2 separate regions of the Homo sapiens genome follow, and region 2 is linked to region 1. Evidence: read pairs that join two places in POLR2A ChIA-PET (ENCODE). Cell type or tissue: B cell. All regions are shown on one strand. Each heading gives the region's core, and the rest is flanking DNA. Links, peaks and the distances in the headings are about the cores only. Region 1 has its middle 23 kb from the start of CPHXL. Region 2 overlaps TERF2IP (TERF2 interacting protein).

Evidence for each region. Peaks named below come from ENCODE experiments on the same cell type or tissue, not always from the same donor. Only the 100,000 strongest peaks of a DNase experiment are listed, where the experiment ranks them.
Region 2: POLR2A ChIA-PET joins it to region 1 with 13 read pairs; 12 of 35 experiments call an interaction of 5 or more read pairs at or near these places.

What each region holds. Positions count from the first base shown.
Region 1 is chr16:75,745,131-75,754,160 of GRCh38, forward strand. No RefSeq gene overlaps it. Among named protein-coding and RNA genes, the nearest start is that of CPHXL, 23 kb to the left of the region's middle. In B cell, for the core only: no CTCF peak of the experiment used is centred there; no DNase peak of the experiment used is centred there; H3K27me3 peaks cover 686 bases.
Region 2 is chr16:75,651,986-75,660,894 of GRCh38, forward strand. TERF2IP (TERF2 interacting protein) reads left to right here. Exons shown (of 3, transcript NM_018975.4): 2 at 2,288-2,412; 3 at 4,222-5,447. The coding sequence ends at 4,626. It overlaps CPHXL2 (cytoplasmic polyadenylated homeobox like 2), which reads right to left. Exons shown (of 3, transcript NM_001395862.1): 3 at 8,242-8,909. The coding sequence ends at 8,269. Among named protein-coding and RNA genes, the nearest start is that of TERF2IP, 8.7 kb to the left of the region's middle. In B cell, for the core only: no CTCF peak of the experiment used is centred there; no DNase peak of the experiment used is centred there; H3K4me3 peaks cover 214 bases; H3K27ac peaks cover 1,929 bases.

The sequences.
Region 1 (9,030 bases), core at 743-8,742:
ATTGCTTGAGCTGAGGAGGTCAAGACTGCAGTGAGCCATGATCATGTCACTACACTCCAGCTTGGATGACAGAGTGGTACCCTCTCTCGAAACAAAACAAAACAAAACAAAAATCTGAAACCCCCCTGACTGAATGGGCTTTCCCTTGTTAAAAGAAAAACTTCAGGTGATTTAAATTTAATGGAGTTTAATTGAGCAATGAATGATTTGTGAATCAGGCAGCCCTACAATTATAGCAAATTCTGAGAGACTCCAGGGATGCCTTATGGTCAGAAGAAATTTACAGACAAAAAAAGGGAAGTGACACACAGAAATTGGAAGTGAGATACAGAAACAGCTGGATTGGTTACAGGTTGGCATTTGAATTATTTGAACACAGTTTGAACACTCAGCAGCGTATGAGTGGTTGAAGTATGGCTGCTGGGATTGGCCAAGACTCATCTACTGTTACAGATGCATACTCCTAAGTTAGGTTTTCAATCTTGTCTAACTATTAAGTTAGGTTACAGTTCCTTCACAAGGACTCAAATATAGAAGTATGGAGTTCTTCTCAGGCCATTTTTAGTTTGCCTTAACTCCTTCTTGGCCAAAGGGGAACCTCCCCACCTAAAAAACTTGAAAAACTAGTTCAGGCCATGATGAGAAGTGATGGTGGTGTGGGGGATGGTCAGACACTCCTTGCTAAACCTTCCCTCACTTTTTTGAATTCAGGCACAGCTGATTAGCATTAATATTGAAATAAAAACTACAAGGCTGCAAAACAGACTCTTTAGAACAATAAAATACCACATTATAAACAAGACCTAAGACCATGCTAGGCAAGGGGAAGTCACACACTCCTACCCTTAAAAAAGTAAACTATGTTTACAGTTGCCACAAACTTTCTCTTCTCTAGCAGTCAAATAAGTACTGGCCTTAAAATAAGATGACTAATTCTCAGCCCCTGTTCCTCCAGCCATAAGTACGGCTTTAGTTAGACAAGGAACTAATGTCAGTAACTTTCTCCTGATAAAAGACCACTGACCATGGACCAGTTCTGTCTAGTTTACAGAAAAGTCACACCTGCATGCCTTTATGTCCTGAAAAGCCTTTTTGACATAAAAGGCCTAATAGAAATACGTTTAAATAGTAAGTCTCAATCCCAAAATAAACATGAGTCATATGTTATATTTGTTCAATACACATGTGTCAGGACCACCTTCATGAATATTTATAACTTCTCCTATAACTTGTTAAATATGTATATTTAATCAACCTGTTGTCATATCCCCCCAGGAACTCAGGGTACAATTTACAGTTGGGACCGTGCACTATAATTAAGACTAAATGCTGTGTGTACTTCCCAGATGACTCCAGAAACATATCCTCAGTCCTACAAGACATGCACAAGCAAACTAATGCCATGTCTAATCCCATAATGTTGTTAAGTCATAGGGCTTTAGATAGCCTGACTGCCGCCCAGGGCAGTACTTGTGCATTAATTAAGGCTGAGTATTATATATAATACCATATTATTCTCACATTATAACTCAAGCTATGCATGCAATAGATTTCTATATTTCTGTTACAGATGCCCCCTATCAGGACCCTATTATGTAGTCGGCTTCCTAGTGCAAGGAAGACTTATATCTATTATATAATTTATATTCTGCACAGTGACCTGTCCAGCTTCTGTGGCTTTTATTGCTGTTATACACTCTGTATGGGGATGCAAGACAAATGTCCACAGAAACCCTTGGGTCCCCTCACCATAATGCTTCAGCAAGATTCTGCTGTAAGCTTGAGAATATTTCCAACTCCAGGCAAGCAGATTCCATTTCGATGCCCTATAGCTATACCCCCTTTCAGCAGAAAGTAGTCAAAATGAATATGACACCCAAATCCCATAGCAATTGAATGGAATTTGACAGTAAGGAGTTGTAACCGAGTACCCAATTTTTCTTTTTCTTTTTCTGTCTTTTTTTTCTTTTCTTTCTTTTCTTTTTTTTTTTAAGACAGAGTCTCACTCTGTTACCCAGGCTGGAGTGGAATGCTATGATCTCGGCTCACTGCAACCTCTGCCTCCCAGGTTCAAGGGATTCTCCTGCCTCAGCCTCTCAAGTAGCTGGGATTACAGGCACCCGCCACCATGCCCAGCTAATTTTTGTATTTTAGTAGAGACAGGGTTTTGTCATGTTAGCCAGGCTGGTTTCGAACTCCTGACCTCAGGTGATTTCCTCACCTCAGCCTCCCAAAGTCCTGGGATTACAGGCGTGAGCCACTGTGACCAGCCTCCATTTTCCCAAAAATTATTTTTATGTTTTCTCTTTTTCCCTGTGTGTTCACCTGTTAGTTCTTTAGGGATGCAATTATAACCTTTACCTTCTCTCTACCAGGCACTCCCTGCATGGCATGTTTATCTAATTATATGTTTGCTTAGAAATTCTGAGGACCAAATGTTGAACCAAACCAGACACTCTCTGTGACTCTCCCCTGCCCCCAGCAGATTGACTCGAGACAATGGTCAATTTACAACCTAGCTCTGCCCACGATGGCATCAGCCAGACCATCTGATAGATAAGACATTAAAGCAAGTCATGTAGACCCCGCATCTCCTTGTCCCCTACCCTGCATGCCATTCACACCAAATCCCCCTTTAAAGCCCCTGCTTTCTGTCCAGAAAGCTGAAGCAGTTCCTTTAAGGCAGGAGTCTGTACTGCTTCCGTTCAGCTAGGTTTTGAAATAAAAGTCACATTCTTTTTACCATCCTGGTGCTTGTTATCTGAATTTTCCAGCAGTGGGTGGCCAAATCTGGGTTCAGCTACACTCTTACTAGAAATTATAAATATTCCCTTCTCCATTCACAAGAGCTAATTTAGGAGATATTTGTACCATGCCTCTTCCACTGTCAATCTTCTTTCTCCCACTACTACTTCTAATTACAAGTGACCAATTTCACCCCTCCTACCAGAATTCCCTGAGAAATTATTATATATCCTTCAAGAATAATGAAAGATATCATTTAACTGAAGATAAGAAATATGGATCAGAAAAAGTAGAGGACACCCAATCAAGAGACACTACTCTTGACACAGCCATTGCAAAATTATAACTAAGACAGCAAAAGAGATGTGACCTAACCAACTCCATCTTGCTTGTAACCTCCACGCTGTGCTTGTTCATTCCTGGGCATAGGCCAAACTAACACTGGGAGAAACTCAGTTTAAAACAAAGAAGATAACAGCTCTTTCTCAAAACAAACCTCTGTCTTGCCTGAGGACTAGATTGCCTTCGTAGGACTAACGAATTAGCCACAATATTAGAAATTATGGTTTAGGAGTCATGCAGCTGGAGGCTATAAGATTCTGACCCTTCCCAAGTTGCTTTTGGGAATAACATCAGTATTGTACAGTCAAGAAAAGCGCTTGAGATATTTTGCAGACCCTGTACTTGATGCATCAGGTGGCATCACCCAGATCGATAAACAGGCTCATCTGATTTTGTGGCCACCACCCGGGAACTGACTCAGTGTAAGACAGCTTTGACTGCCTATGATTCCATCTCTGACCTGACCAATCAGCACTCCTAGCTCACTGGTGCCCTGCCCCTCTACCAAATTATCCTTAAAAATTTTGATCTCCAAAGCTCAGGGAGACAGATTTGAGTAATAATAAAACTATGGTCTCCCACACAGCCGGCTGTGCGTGAATTACTCTTTCTCTGTTGCAATTCCCCCATCTTCATAAATTAGCTCTATCTAGGCAGCAGGCAAGGTGAACCCATTGGGCAGTTACACTCTCTTCCCTTGAAATCCCTGCTCATCGCTAACATAAATTAGAATGTTTCTCAGGTGTCACAAGTCAGTGTGTATTAATGAGCCTCTCCAGAATTTAAGATTAGGAAAAAATCTGTTTTAAAAAATCTGGAAGGGACAAATACAAACAGAAGTGACATAGCCACCATGGAATCTAAAAAGAATGAGGAAGAGGAAAAAAAGGAAAGGGAAGGAGGAAGGATGGCCAAAAAGGAGAAAGAGGAAGGGAAAATGTCATTGATAAACTGAGTTCTTTCCCTACTCAGTATCTGTTGCAAAGAAAGAACATTCAATTGCGGGAGAGGTTGGGTAAAGGCAAGTAGATTTTATTCCTATTGGAGAATGGAGAAGGAGAGAGCTTTTGCTCTAAAGACAGCTTCTCCGGCTGGGTGCAGTGGCTCACACTTGTAATCCAAGCACTTTGGGAGGCCGAAGCGAGCGGATCACCTGAGGTCAGGAGTTCGAGACCAGCCTGGCCAACATGGGGAAACCCCCTCTCTGCCAAAAAAAAAAAAAAAAAAAAAACAGACCAGGTGTGGTGGCGGGTGCCTGTAATCCCAGCTACTCGGGAGGCTGAGGCATGAGAGTCACTTGAACCCGGGAGGTGGAGGTTGCAGTGAGCTGAGGTGTGCCACTATACTCCAGTCTGGGTGACAGAGTGGGACTCCGTCTCAATCAATCAATCAATCAATCAATAAAATAAAAACAGCTTCTCCACTAGAGATGGGAAGCTGGGGAATTGTGAGGAGTTAGATGTGGGGTGGGGAGGTATGTAATCATGTGAAGAGAGGAACCCCAGACATGAAGGTGCATCTCATAAACATGCCTTTTCATACCAGGTACATTCAGAAAATGGTGGTGATTTTCTCCTGTGGGTGGGGAGTTTAGTATTATGAGGACATGTTAATGATCTAAAGGTAACAAGCAGTTGCTGGTTCCAGTTTGCCCCAGCCTTGAGCTGATTTATTGTCCTTTGGTAACTGGGGAAGGGTCCTGAAGCTCCTGCAGCCCCCTGGGGCATCTGGAGTTCTTTTAAGCAAACACACCTATAAATAAAGAGAATAGAAAAAAAAAACATGTTTAAGAAAAAATAATGAGCTTTCTTAGCTATCTATTGTTTAAGAAAATAATAAGCTTTCTCAGCTATATCTCCAGGGCTGCCCTGGTAATAAAAGGAGGAGTAGACAAAGAACAGAATTTGGTGTGGTGTGTCCTCTGGAGCTGTCTCAGGCAGGCAGAGATGAAACCTGACCATTGTAAGTAAGTGTCTAGTTATTGAAAAGTTATTGGAGAGGGTTTTTCTTGGGCAACAGGAATCAACCAACAGGCTCCAGAATAGTCCAGATCCCACATTCCTCAAGATCAACCAACCTTTTTTTTGTTTGGGTCTTGTGCCCTGCAAGCCACACTTTGGTAATTAATGTTCATTTTCTGGTGCCTAATCTTTGATATGCGTGCACCTGGCTACAACAGAGGAAGAATGACTGTTTCTAGCATTTGGTCACCCTGGACAAGTGGAATGGTCAGATATTGAATTTCTAACACTGTAAAGCCAAACCCTGGCTTCTAAGAAAACCATCACAATGCAGCCTTTTATGAAGTCCAATTTGAGGCTGCTTTCCTTCAGCTTTCTGAAGCCCCTGCTGGGAAGCTAACAGAGAGGGCAGCCGGGGAAGAGTGGTGAGGATGCTATTTACAGTTACGAGATCTGAGTCTGACATTATGAATGCTGTTACTGCCTACTCAGGGCCACAGGACTTAATTTCACCTCTCCCAGCCTGCTTTCCTATCTGTGCAATAAAAATAATGACTTCAGTGTTTACCTGAGTGTCATGAGATAAAGCAGACACCTCTTACAGCGCCTGGTTCTTGGTAAATCATTAATGTTTCTTGAATGAAAAAAAAAAAAAACCTCAAGAATTCCTAAGGACACTTGATAGATGTGTTTTTTGAAGGGGTATGAATGTAGCAATTCTGAAGTGTTTTTTTTGTTTTGTTTTTGTTTTTTGAGATTAAGTCTTACTTTTGTCGCTCAGGCTGGAGTACAATGGCATGATCTCGGCTCACTGCAACCTCCACCTCGTGGGTTCAAGCGATTCTCCTGCATCAGCCTCCCAAATAGGTGGGATTACAGGTGCCCGCCACCATGCCTGGCTAATTTTTGTATTTTTAGTAGAGACGGGGTTTCACAATGTTGGCCAGGCTGGTCTCAAACTCCTGACGTTGTGATCTGCCCACCTTGGCCTCCCAAAGTGCTGGTATTACAGATGTGAGCCACTGAAATGTCTTTTATATGTATTATATAAATTAGTGCATGATTAAATATATTCCAGTTGTTGGGAAATAGGGCCCCTTTATTGGAAAAAGAAGATACAGATATGAAAGAGGGAAGAGAGCACCAGTCCCAGGGTATTGACTGGAATTAGGGTTATTAGTACGAATTCATAATGTGTGTATATGTGTGTGTGTGTGTGTGTGTGTGTTTATTTAATAGCTTTGTCTATTAAAAAGTTCTGGAAACAATGACACCTCAGTAGTAATGAGCACAGCTGGTACTCGCTTGTTGGTTTCTAAAGTTCATTTCCCAATATAAGGGACCAGGCCTCCTTAGAAAAAAGGTTGTGAGGCCGCAAAGCCATGTCCTCCATCCCTAGTGTGTGATGGTTAATTTTAGGTGTCAACTTGACTGGATGAAGGAATACCTAAAGTGAGGGTGTTTCCAGAAGAGATTAGCATATGTGTCTGAGTGAATTAAGTGGGGGAAGACTTGCCCTCAGTGTAGGCAGGCACCATCCAATAGGATGGGGACCCCAGTAGACCAAAAACAGAGAAAAGAAGAGTTGATCTCTCTCTCCACTTATTTTATTTCCTTTCCTGCCTCAGATATCTGAACTCCAGGCTCCCCAGCCTTTGAACTCCAGGACTTATGCCAGTGACGCCATGGGTTCTCAGGTCTTTGGCTTTGGACTGAGAGCTACACCATTAGCTTCTCTGGTTCTGAGGCCTTTGGGCTTGGACTGAGCTTCCTGGAGTATTCCAGGGTCCCCAGCTTACAGACGACCTGTCATGGGATTTCTCAGCCTCCATAATCATATTACCCAATTGCCCTAACAAATATCCTCTCTCTCCTCAATCAATCCATCCATCCATCCACCCTACTGGTTCAGTCTCTCTGAAGAACCCTGACTAATACACCAAGTTTCAACATTCAGAGGTGTCTACATGGCTCATCTACACTGTTGTCCCTTAGGAGCTGCAGCTTGGAGGACTTCAACACCGACTAGCGGGCCATCAAGAAGGAAGATCCTCTCCAAACTACAACAGGGGCTGCAGCCCTCCTCAGGCCCAACCGGATGGGAAACATGGCACTGTGGGGTGTGTTCATGGTGTGTGGGGCATGGATCCATAATGTGCTGATCAAGAGCCACTGCTGAGTAAGGTCCATAGGAGCACCGTGTGTATGCATGCGGGACACACTGGGGCAGTTGCAGATTCAGCACTGCTATGCGCAAGTTCAAAGTGACCTCTAGGCTGCAGCTTCGTAGCCTCGAATTGGAGCCAAATGCACCAGGAATGGCTACAATAGTATGTAGTTTTCACTGAACAAGCTTCCTTTCTTGACTTCCAATCCCACTGTAATCTAGGTGCTAATTTCACCTCAATCCTAAGGTGAATCGCAATGAATGAACAGAGCCATGCATTCCAAATCTTTCTAGTTGTGAAACTACTCATGTAAAATTCTTTCTAAGGTTCTTGTTATAGGGCCTTGTTAAAGGGAGTCAACCAAAATCCTGTCCCTACTGAAATACTAGCCATGATACATAGCAGAAGAGGGAAGAAAGTCTAAATCATTTTAGAAGAAAGACAAAATAAAATTCTGTTTCTGGACTCTTTTCATGGACTTCTTAGCAACCACAAAATACTGTCACTCTGCTACTCTCTACGAATGTAATAATATGGAAGCACAAATAAGTCACATCGAAAAAATCTACAGTTACAGAGCATCATCTGAAAATTATAATCCTATCAAGTTCCCACACCGAGCAGTGAGTTGTCTCTGTAAAGTTCTGCAGCATTCCCATGGCCAGTTGTGAGGCAGAAAAAATCACTGCATTCTGAACACTAAAAGAGGCTCAGAGTCAAATGATGGCATTATATGATACTCAGACGGTGGTGACATGAGTTACTGGATTTGAGCACTCACTGGGTTTCAGCTGTTATTCCAGAGAAGCCCTGAATTTTTCTTTATTTCCAACATTCCCTTAATTATACCCTCCCATTTATTCTGACAGTGAGCTCCACGTTTTGCCAATACCCAGAAAGTATGCCCTTGGCGTTCTAATTGGGGTTGCACGAATTAGTGACTTTGCCTGCATTTCTTTATCACTCACAGTGAGCCTGAAATGCCCCTTTACCCTTAATTTTCCAGAGCCCTGGGGGTGTTTTTGCCATCTGGCGTTCAAGACTTCCCGCTGAGCCCTTCCCTTCCCCTGTGCCCACTGGGGCTTGGATCTGCCCCTTGAAAGGCATGGTCTATGCTTCCAACCTGCACACAACTGGTCAAAGCAGATGCATACTCACAATCACTAGGGACCCTTCTTCAAGCGAATGATATTTACAATTTCTCACCATGAAAGTCCCTCATAATCTCCATGTTTCCAAACAGTGTACCAGGTGAACACAGCTTAAAGAACAGCAAATTTTCAGATCATGGAAAGTGAAAAAGATGTGGGAGCAGAGGTCCTGGATTCAATGCCAAGTTTATCATCACCTTAGAATATGATGCTGGCTGGGCGTGGTGGCTCATGCCTGTAATCCCAGCACTTTGGGAGGCCGAGGTGGAAGGATCACCTGAGGTCGGGAGTTCAAGACCAGCCTGACCAACCTGGAGAAACCCCGTCTCCACTAAAAAATACAAAATTAGCCAGCTGTGGTGGTGCATGCCTGTAATTCCAGCTACTTGGGAGGCTGAGGCAGGAGAATCACTTGAACCCAGGAGGCGGAGGTTGCAGTGAGCCAAAGGTTGCAGTGAGCCGAGATTGCGGCATTGCACTCTCACCTGGGCAACAAGAGCGAAACTCCATATCAATCAATCAATAAAAAAGAATATGATGCTAAAAACAGCAAATCACACAGGGTTTAACATGTGCTAAGAGTTTAAAATGAATTCATTTCATTTAGCCTGTACGACTTTCATTTATTTTAGAGATGAGAAAGTCAAGGAACCCAAATGTTAA
Region 2 (8,909 bases), core at 1-8,000, 94 kb before region 1:
CCTACGTTGTTAATAGAAATTGATACAATTTCTTTGGGGGGCATTTTGACAATATCTGATGACATTTATAACGTATATTCCCTTAAACATGGCAGTTTTGTTCTAGGAATTTATCCCGTAGATATACTCAGAGTACAAATGGGTACATACTGAAAAGGCAGTCTCCCTATTTACATACCCTTTTCCCTGGGTCCTTTCCTAGGGGCAGCCTCTATTACCGTCTCTTGTCTGTTGCATGTCCCCTTTGCTCATAGTAATACTAGCACACTAGACATCAACTTAATCTGTGGTTTACTTTTTTTAAACTTAATTATTTATCTTGAAGTGTTTGTGTGTCTGCACAAAGCTTTTCCTCATTCTTTTCTAATTGATTGCACTGTATTTCATTATGTGAATGAACAGTAATTTACTTTTTATTATGGAGAATTCCAAGCATTTACAAATACAGAATAGTATAATGAACTATACTGCATATACCCATCACCCACCTTCACCTGATTTTAGTTCATGGCATTTTTTAAATCTATACTTTTCATCCCAACTTCCTGGACTGTTTTGAAGCAAATGCCAGACATCATATCATTTTATCTATTTTAGCATGTATCTCTCAAAGATAAGCCTCTTTTAGTTACTATTTAAGAATTTTATTAAATACATACAGTAAAATTAACTTTTTATGGTGTAAAATTATATGCATTTTAAAAACTTTATTTTTTATTGTGGTAAAATGTATATACCGTAAAATTTACAGTTCAGATAGTTTTTTAAGTGTTCTGTTCAGTGGCATTATTAAGTGCATTCACATTGTTGGGCAACTGTCACCACCATCTGTATCTAGAACTTACTCATTTTCTAAAACTGAAACTCCATGCCTTTTATTATTTTCTGCTTCTAGGGGTCAGAAACATGCCTATTAAACACTAATTCCCCATTTCTCCCTCCTCTTAGCCCCTGGAAACAACCATTCCGCCTTCTGTTTCTATGAATTCAATATTTCTAGATACCTCATACAAGTAGAATCATGTAATATTTGCCCTTTTGTGTCTGGCTTATTTCACTTTACATAATATCTTCAAAGTTCATCCATATTGTAGCATGTGTCAGAATTTGATTCCTTTTTAAAGGTGAATAATATTCCATTGTATGTATATACTACATTTTGTTTTTCCATTAATGTATCAATTGACATTTGGCTTATTTCCATCTTTTGTTTATTTTGAATAATGCTGCTGTGAACATGGGTATAACTAGTATCTGTTTGAGACCCTGCTTTCCATTATTTTAGGTATATGCCTAGAAATGCAATTGCTGGATCATATGGTAATTTTATGTTTAATTTTTTCTTTTTCCTTGTGGGTTGTCATCATGAAATTATATTGAATTTTTTGAGGAACTGCTGTACTCTTTTCCAGTTATATGTGTTTTAACATAGGTAAATTTTTGTAACCAGCACCCACATTGGGATTTAGAACAATTCCATCACGAAAAACTCCCTCTTGCTGCCCCTTTGTAGTATGTTTTAGTAAGTAGAAAAGGAGCAGAGTTAAATCTTCAGAGAACAAAATGTAAAGGAAAGGAACAGGATGTTTAAATTTAGGAGGCCCTCCTTTTTGTAGATGGTATATTGGTGGATTGTGGTACGTGGCCCAGATCTGCCTTTGGCTGCTAGGAGAGCTGCCTTGCCCAAACTCCTGTCTTCTTAGGGCTGCCACCATCCAGTGACTGATATTTGCAGAGTTACAAAGTCTGCTCCTTGGCCCCAGCTTGGTCAGTTCTGAAGGGCCTTCCTAGCTCCAGAGTTGCCCATGGTTTTGGCTGAGGTCTTGTTGAAACTCTTTGATAAGTCAGCTTCTCTCTCTGCCCACTCCTGCTCTTCCACAAAGGTTTTCCCAAAATCACTTCCCAATTCTTTAAATTTCCATCTCCATCTCAGAATTTGCTTCCCAAGGAACCCAATTTATGACACATTTTTATTAATTTGCAAAGTCTGTAACTACAAAGCAAAAAATGAATTAAACTTGAGCATTTTTATATGTCAGAGTTTAAGAATGTATCATTGTTTGGATAGTACATCTTTTCAGAAGCAAGCATAGAAATGGGTGAATGAGCACGTCCTAGGCTTTTTTTACCCTTCTGAATCAAGAACAGATGTCTTCTGATAGTAAAAAAAAAAAAAAAAAAAAAAAAAGTGCAGGCTCACTCCTGGCCCAGAGCTCACACAGCAAATATATTTTTGGTTTATGTAAAAGAGGCTATTGCTAATCTGTGCTGTTCTTCTCTTTAACAGAACCACAGAATAAGAGAACTCCAGATTTGCCTGAAGAAGAGTATGTGAAGGAAGAAATCCAGGAGAATGAAGAAGCAGTCAAAAAGATGCTTGTGGAAGCCACCCGGGAGTTTGAGGAGGTTGTGGTATGTTAACTAGATTTACTCATTATTTTTTTCCCTACCTTCATTCTTCTTTGAAACTGGTTATCCTGTACACCTTTTTCATCTACCTGGGGCTCAGGAAAGTGAGAGAGGAGTTCAAGATGGAAAGGGAAAATGGAAAATGGGACTGATCTGGGCTTCAGACATGTTGCCCTGAAGCTTTTGCTTCACAAAGCTTTTAGTTTTTGGCAGGACAAGTTGAGGGGGAAAGGGAGAAAAATTGGGTAGAATAGGGACAGTTGTATAAACAGTATAAAGCATCCCACTTTGAGTACTTTAATGTCAATATATTTTTCAAAAAGTTTATAGTAATTGTTTTTTCTATTTTTTTGAGCCAGAGTCTGGCTCTGTCGCCCAGGCTGGAGTGCAGTGGTGCGATCTTGGCTCACTGCAAGCTCCGCCTCCTGGGTTCACACCATTCTCCTGCCTCAGCCTCCCGAGTAGCTGGGACTACAGGCGCCCACCACCATGCCTGGCTAATTATTTGTATTTTTAGTAGAGACGGGGTTTCACTGTGTTAGCCAGGATGGCCTCGATCTCCTGACCTCGTGATCCGCCCGCCTTGGCCTCCCAAAGTGCTGGGATTACAGGCGTGAGCCACCGCTTTTTGTATTTTTTTGAGGTGGAGTCTCACTCTGTCACCCAGGCTGGAGTGCAGTGGTGCCATCTCAGCTCACTGTAGCCTCCACCTCCCAGGTTCCAGCAATTCTTCTGCCTCAGCCTCCTGGGTAACTGGGATTACAGGCATGTGCCATCATGCCCAGCTACTTATAGTAATTTTTTTTATCAAGCAAATTTAGCTTTTTGTGTACTTTGAGCTTTTTAAAAATGTTTTAGCTCTTCCATATTCAGTCTAGCTTATATTACTCTGTTAGAATCTGATATTTAATAATAGCTACAGAGAAAGACAGGAGCCATACAATAATGATAAGTTTTTTAAAGGTCCAAATTATATGTATATATTTTTCCATGATAAAGCGTCTTGTGAACTAACAAAGAAAATTCATATTAACAAAGAAAAATGGTTAGGCTTCAGTCCAAACAAGGGAAATAATTTAAAGCTTCTGTAATTGGTGAGTGAAGGGATGCACAGGAATTGAAGGGATGCACAGGAATTGGCAGGATTTAGGGATTGTTGCCTTTTGTAGTCTGTTTTATTATTTGATATTTGGTTCATTTTTCATAAACTTCAAACACTCAGCTCTCAAACATGACCTACCTAGGCCTCTTCTCATATAGCATGCTTTGTAATCTGTCTAACCAGTATAGCTTGGAAGCCCTAATACATTCATACAGCAGTGCTTTTTGAGTACTTACTATGTATAGGCATTGGTGGGTATTGGAGATGTGGTGATGAACAAAACATACAATTCCTGCCCTTAGGAGCTTACAGTCTTGAGAGTGAAGTCAAACATTTAACAAATCTAATGAACATGTGTGCACATATATGTGTCTCTCTCTTTATATATACATATATTTTTCATATTCAATGTAGCTTCTAATATTCTATTGGAATACTATAGTCAATTATACACACATATACACATATACTCCCCCTACCCCTCACACACACGTGCACACACACACGCGCACACACACACGCGTGTACATATACATACACATCTGACATGAATAAATGTAAGAAGGAACACAGCATATTAAGAGGAACTGAAGGAAGTCCAGTGTGATTGGAATGCAGAGGGCAAGGGGGTGATAGTTGGAAGAGACCAGATATTGTAAGAAATCAAGACTTGGTGATTAGGAGCTGGTTTTACTCATCATTCTGTCTAGGTGGATGAGAGCCCTCCTGATTTTGAAATACATATAACTATGTGTGATGATGATCCACCCACACCTGAGGAAGACTCAGAAACACAGCCTGATGAGGAGGAAGAAGAAGAAGAAGAAAAAGTTTCTCAACCAGAGGTGGGAGCTGCCATTAAGATCATTCGGCAGTTAATGGAGAAGTTTAACTTGGATCTATCAACAGTTACACAGGCCTTCCTAAAAAATAGTGGTGAGCTGGAGGCTACTTCCGCCTTCTTAGCGTCTGGTCAGAGAGCTGATGGATATCCCATTTGGTCCCGACAAGATGACATAGATTTGCAAAAAGATGATGAGGATACCAGAGAGGCATTGGTCAAAAAATTTGGTGCTCAGAATGTAGCTCGGAGGATTGAATTTCGAAAGAAATAATTGGCAAGATAATGAGAAAAGAAAAAAGTCATGGTAGGTGAGGTGGTTAAAAAAAATTGTGACCAATGAACTTTAGAGAGTTCTTGCATTGGAACTGGCACTTATTTTCTGACCATCGCTGCTGTTGCTCTGTGAGTCCTAGATTTTTGTAGCCAAGCAGAGTTGTAGAGGGGGATAAAAAGAAAAGAAATTGGATGTATTTACAGCTGTCCTTGAACAAGTATCAATGTGTTTATGAAAGGAAGATCTAAATCAGACAGGAGTTGGTCTACATAGTAGTAATCCATTGTTGGAATGGAACCCTTGCTATAGTAGTGACAAAGTGAAAGGAAATTTAGGAGGCATAGGCCATTTCAGGCAGCATAAGTAATCTCCTGTCCTTTGGCAGAAGCTCCTTTAGATTGGGATAGATTCCAAATAAAGAATCTAGAAATAGGAGAAGATTTAATTATGAGGCCTTGAACACGGATTATCCCCAAACCCTTGTCATTTCCCCCAGTGAGCTCTGATTTCTAGACTGCTTTGAAAATGCTGTATTCATTTTGCTAACTTAGTATTTGGGTACCCTGCTCTTTGGCTGTTCTTTTTTTGGAGCCCTTCTCAGTCAAGTCTGCCGGATGTCTTTCTTTACCTACCCCTCAGTTTTCCTTAAAACGCGCACACAACTCTAGAGAGTGTTAAGAATAATGTTACTTGGTTAATGTGTTATTTATTGAGTATTGTTTGTGCTAAGCATTGTGTTAGATTTAAAAAATTAGTGGATTGACTCCACTTTGTTGTGTTGTTTTCATTGTTGAAAATAAATATAACTTTGTATTCGAGTCTCGTCAATAAGTGTTTTGATTGTATATGCAAAACTTTTTAGGTATAAAAACCACAAAGGAACTAACAGTTGTTGTTAATTACAACCAATAAAGTGGTTCCATTTTAGAATGAATAGGCCATTGGAAAGATACTAGTTCTTCTGGATGGAGCAAAGAGAAGAACTGCATCAAGGACTGTGAGAAGTGGCAAAATAAGCTGAACTGCTGAAAGCCAAAGGGGAGAGAAACCAATCAGGGACCAGCAGGTGGGTAGCAGAAGGTGTCAGGACCTCATCCATATTCCCTGGGCACACATCATTCTCTAGCATGTGCCACTATCAGGAATCCTGCAATAAGCACCTGCTTGAGGCTCTCTGCTTGAAGTGCTATGGAGTTAATGCCCCTGTATGGGAATTCGAGGGTGCCTACCCAGCTTCCCTGCGGACCAGAGAAGTTATACAACTGGATATTTGAAAGTTATCCTTCGAGTGGGATAATGGTTTCCATGCCATCTTTTAGAGGTCCCCAGTAGTAGTAAACATAGTTGCCCACAGTGGGAATCTACTTATGAATGCATCCTGCATAGGCTTCCTTCTCTTATCTCATTCCCACTTCCCTACAGTGCATCCTGGAATCATCATTTGTACTCAAATGCTTGTTCTCCTCTTTTTTTTTCCTTCAAGAAAATATTTATTGCATATTATTAGTGATTATGTTTTACAGCAAAAGTAAACACATACACTTTTCACAAACACAAAATGGGAATCAAGGCATCTATCAAATGTAAATGTTGAACCAAGTCCTGGTTTTCAGAATTCAGCAGCCAATCCTGGTTCTGCACCAGGGCCACTAGGCTATCTGTGCTTAGTCCTCACCTTGGGCAATCAATGTTGCCCCAGCGAGCTGCAGCTTTGGTTTAGGTCCTGGCCCAGGGTCTGCAGGAATGGGGTTCAGGATTGGTGCAGAAGGCTGAGACAGTCTTGATGGTGTGGTTGTTCACTGTCGTGTCACCTGGTCCTGCAGAACTGTGGGAAGACCCAATCCTCAGCTTTGGGGGCCACCCCAATTATGCTGGGACCATTGTAAGTGGAGTATTTGAAAAGATGGCCAGCATGATATTTACTGATTTCTTTTGCATTTAATGAGTAGTTTCTAATATATTAAATAGCATTTTATTTTTCTTTTTTAGAGACAGGGTATCTCTCTGTCACCCAGGCTGGAATGCAGTGGCACTATCATAGCTCACTGCAGCCTCAAACTCCTGGGCTCAAGTGTTGTCCCTGCCTTGGCCTCTCAAAGTGCTGGGATGACAGGCATAAGCCACTATGCCTGGCCAACATTTTCTTTAATTTTTGCTGTATATTTTGAGTGATTAGAAGTTTTGCCATACACATCTAGGGCCATACACATGCCATACACATCTCTAGGGTTTGCCATACACATCTGATCAGAATTAGTTTCAGATTTATATTAGCTTAAGTCCAGTGAAATATACATAGATGTTACTCCTATATGACTATTTCTCTTTCTCCTGGTTTTGGGGTATATATATTACATCTATTAATATTACAAATCCAACAATACATTATTATAAGGATTACTTCAGCAGCTATGACCATTTTTATTAGCATCTGTGATCATGTACCTCCTTCTGTTATTGTCAAAATACATACATTAAACTTCTGTGTTACAGGATCAACTTATACATTATATACACATACTTTTATGCAGTTTTCAAAAAATCAGTTGAGAAAAAAGTGCATTTATAGTGTTTTTTATAATGACATAATTACCTTTACATGCTCTTTCCCTCCATATATATGATTATTTTGTTATGTATATATATATTTTTTTCTTTTTTTTTTAAGACAGAGTCTCACTCTGTTGCCTAGGCTGGAGTGCAGTGGTGCGATCTTGGCTCACTGCAGCCTCTTCCTCCTGGGTTCAGCCATTTGTGTGCCTCAGCCTCCGAGTAGCTGGGACCACAGACGCACACCACTATGCTTGGCTAATTTTTTGAATTTTTTGTGGAGACCAGGTTTTGACATGTTGACCAGGTTAGTCTCCTGATCTCATGTGATCCACCTGCCTTGGCCTCCCAAAGTGCTAGGATTACAGGTGTGAGCCACCACACCCAGCTAAGCCACCCCGCCCAGCATTTGTTGGTTTTTCAATCCATACTCTGTGGAGTCAAGCTTCTGCAGGCCACCATAAAGTATATGGTCAGGAGCTCAGGAGCTATAATGCATGTGGACACTGCTTCTCTACAAGAAGGAACCAACAGCTCATGGGGCTTTCCTGAAGACTTTTTTTTTGAGACAGGATCTCACTCAGTCACTCAGGCCGGAATATAGTGGAACCATCACAGCTCACTGCAGCCTCCACCTCCCGGGCTCAAGTGATACTTCCATCTCAGCCTCCCAGTTAAATGGGACTACAGGCACATGCCATTGTGCCTGGCTTAAATGTTTTTTTTTTTTTTTTTTTGAGAAATGTTTCCCAGGCTGGTCTTGAACTCCTGGGCTCAAGTGATCCTCCTGAACCAGCTTCCTGAGTAGCTGGTACCACAGGAGCTCACTATCACACACAGCTAATTTTTTTTAAAAGTTTTTTTTTTTTTTTAGAGATGGGGTCTCACCACGTTGCCCAGGCTCTCGTCATGAACCCTTAGGCTCAAACAACCTCACCTCATCTGGCTTTTTTAAAAAAATTTATTTTTATTTATTTATTTACTTATTTTTATTTTTATTTTTTATGTGGAGGCTTCTGGAGACGGCTTTGCTTTGGCCTGCTGTGTGGGTTACTGTGGGCTTGACCTGTGGCTATGGTTCTGTGATACTTAGCAATACTTTGCAAAGCTGCATCCTTGGGTTCCTGTGGCAGGCCCGTGTAGACCCCTCAACCTAAAACTGCTGCATTTGAGTCCTGAGTTGCTTGAAGCCCCTACCTGCATATCTTGCCCCAGAGGCAGCAGGGGTGAGTTGGCAGCTATTTGGGGAGGCACGTGCTGCAGTTGAGAGCACAACGGCTTTCCATTATTCTGAGGCAGTTGACTCTGCAGCTGTGACTGAGCCGAGGGCCACTGCTTCTCTAGATCCCAAGGACCCGAGTCCATTGGCAGCTGTTCCTGCAACATCATCCCCTCTGAGTAATTCTGAGGCTGTTGGTGCTGCTGTGGGTGATACTGCCAATCATTCTGCTGCTGTTCTTGCAGCAGTGAGAGACAGAATGAGCAAAGACAATGGTCTTTCTTCACCCCGTAAGCACCTTGAGCGTAATCCAAAAGGAAGGGACTTGCATGCTGGCTTTCCCTGGTTTCAGTCCTTTCTCCATGAAAATATGGCACAGAAGATGGGGGAGGATGAAGGCATTCTGCAGAGTTGTAGCTGAGAAAACGATAGGCAGTAGAATGCTCACTTCCTGTGTCACCTCCATACTCCAAAGCATAGCCTGGATGCTTTTCAGTACCTGCGACCAGAT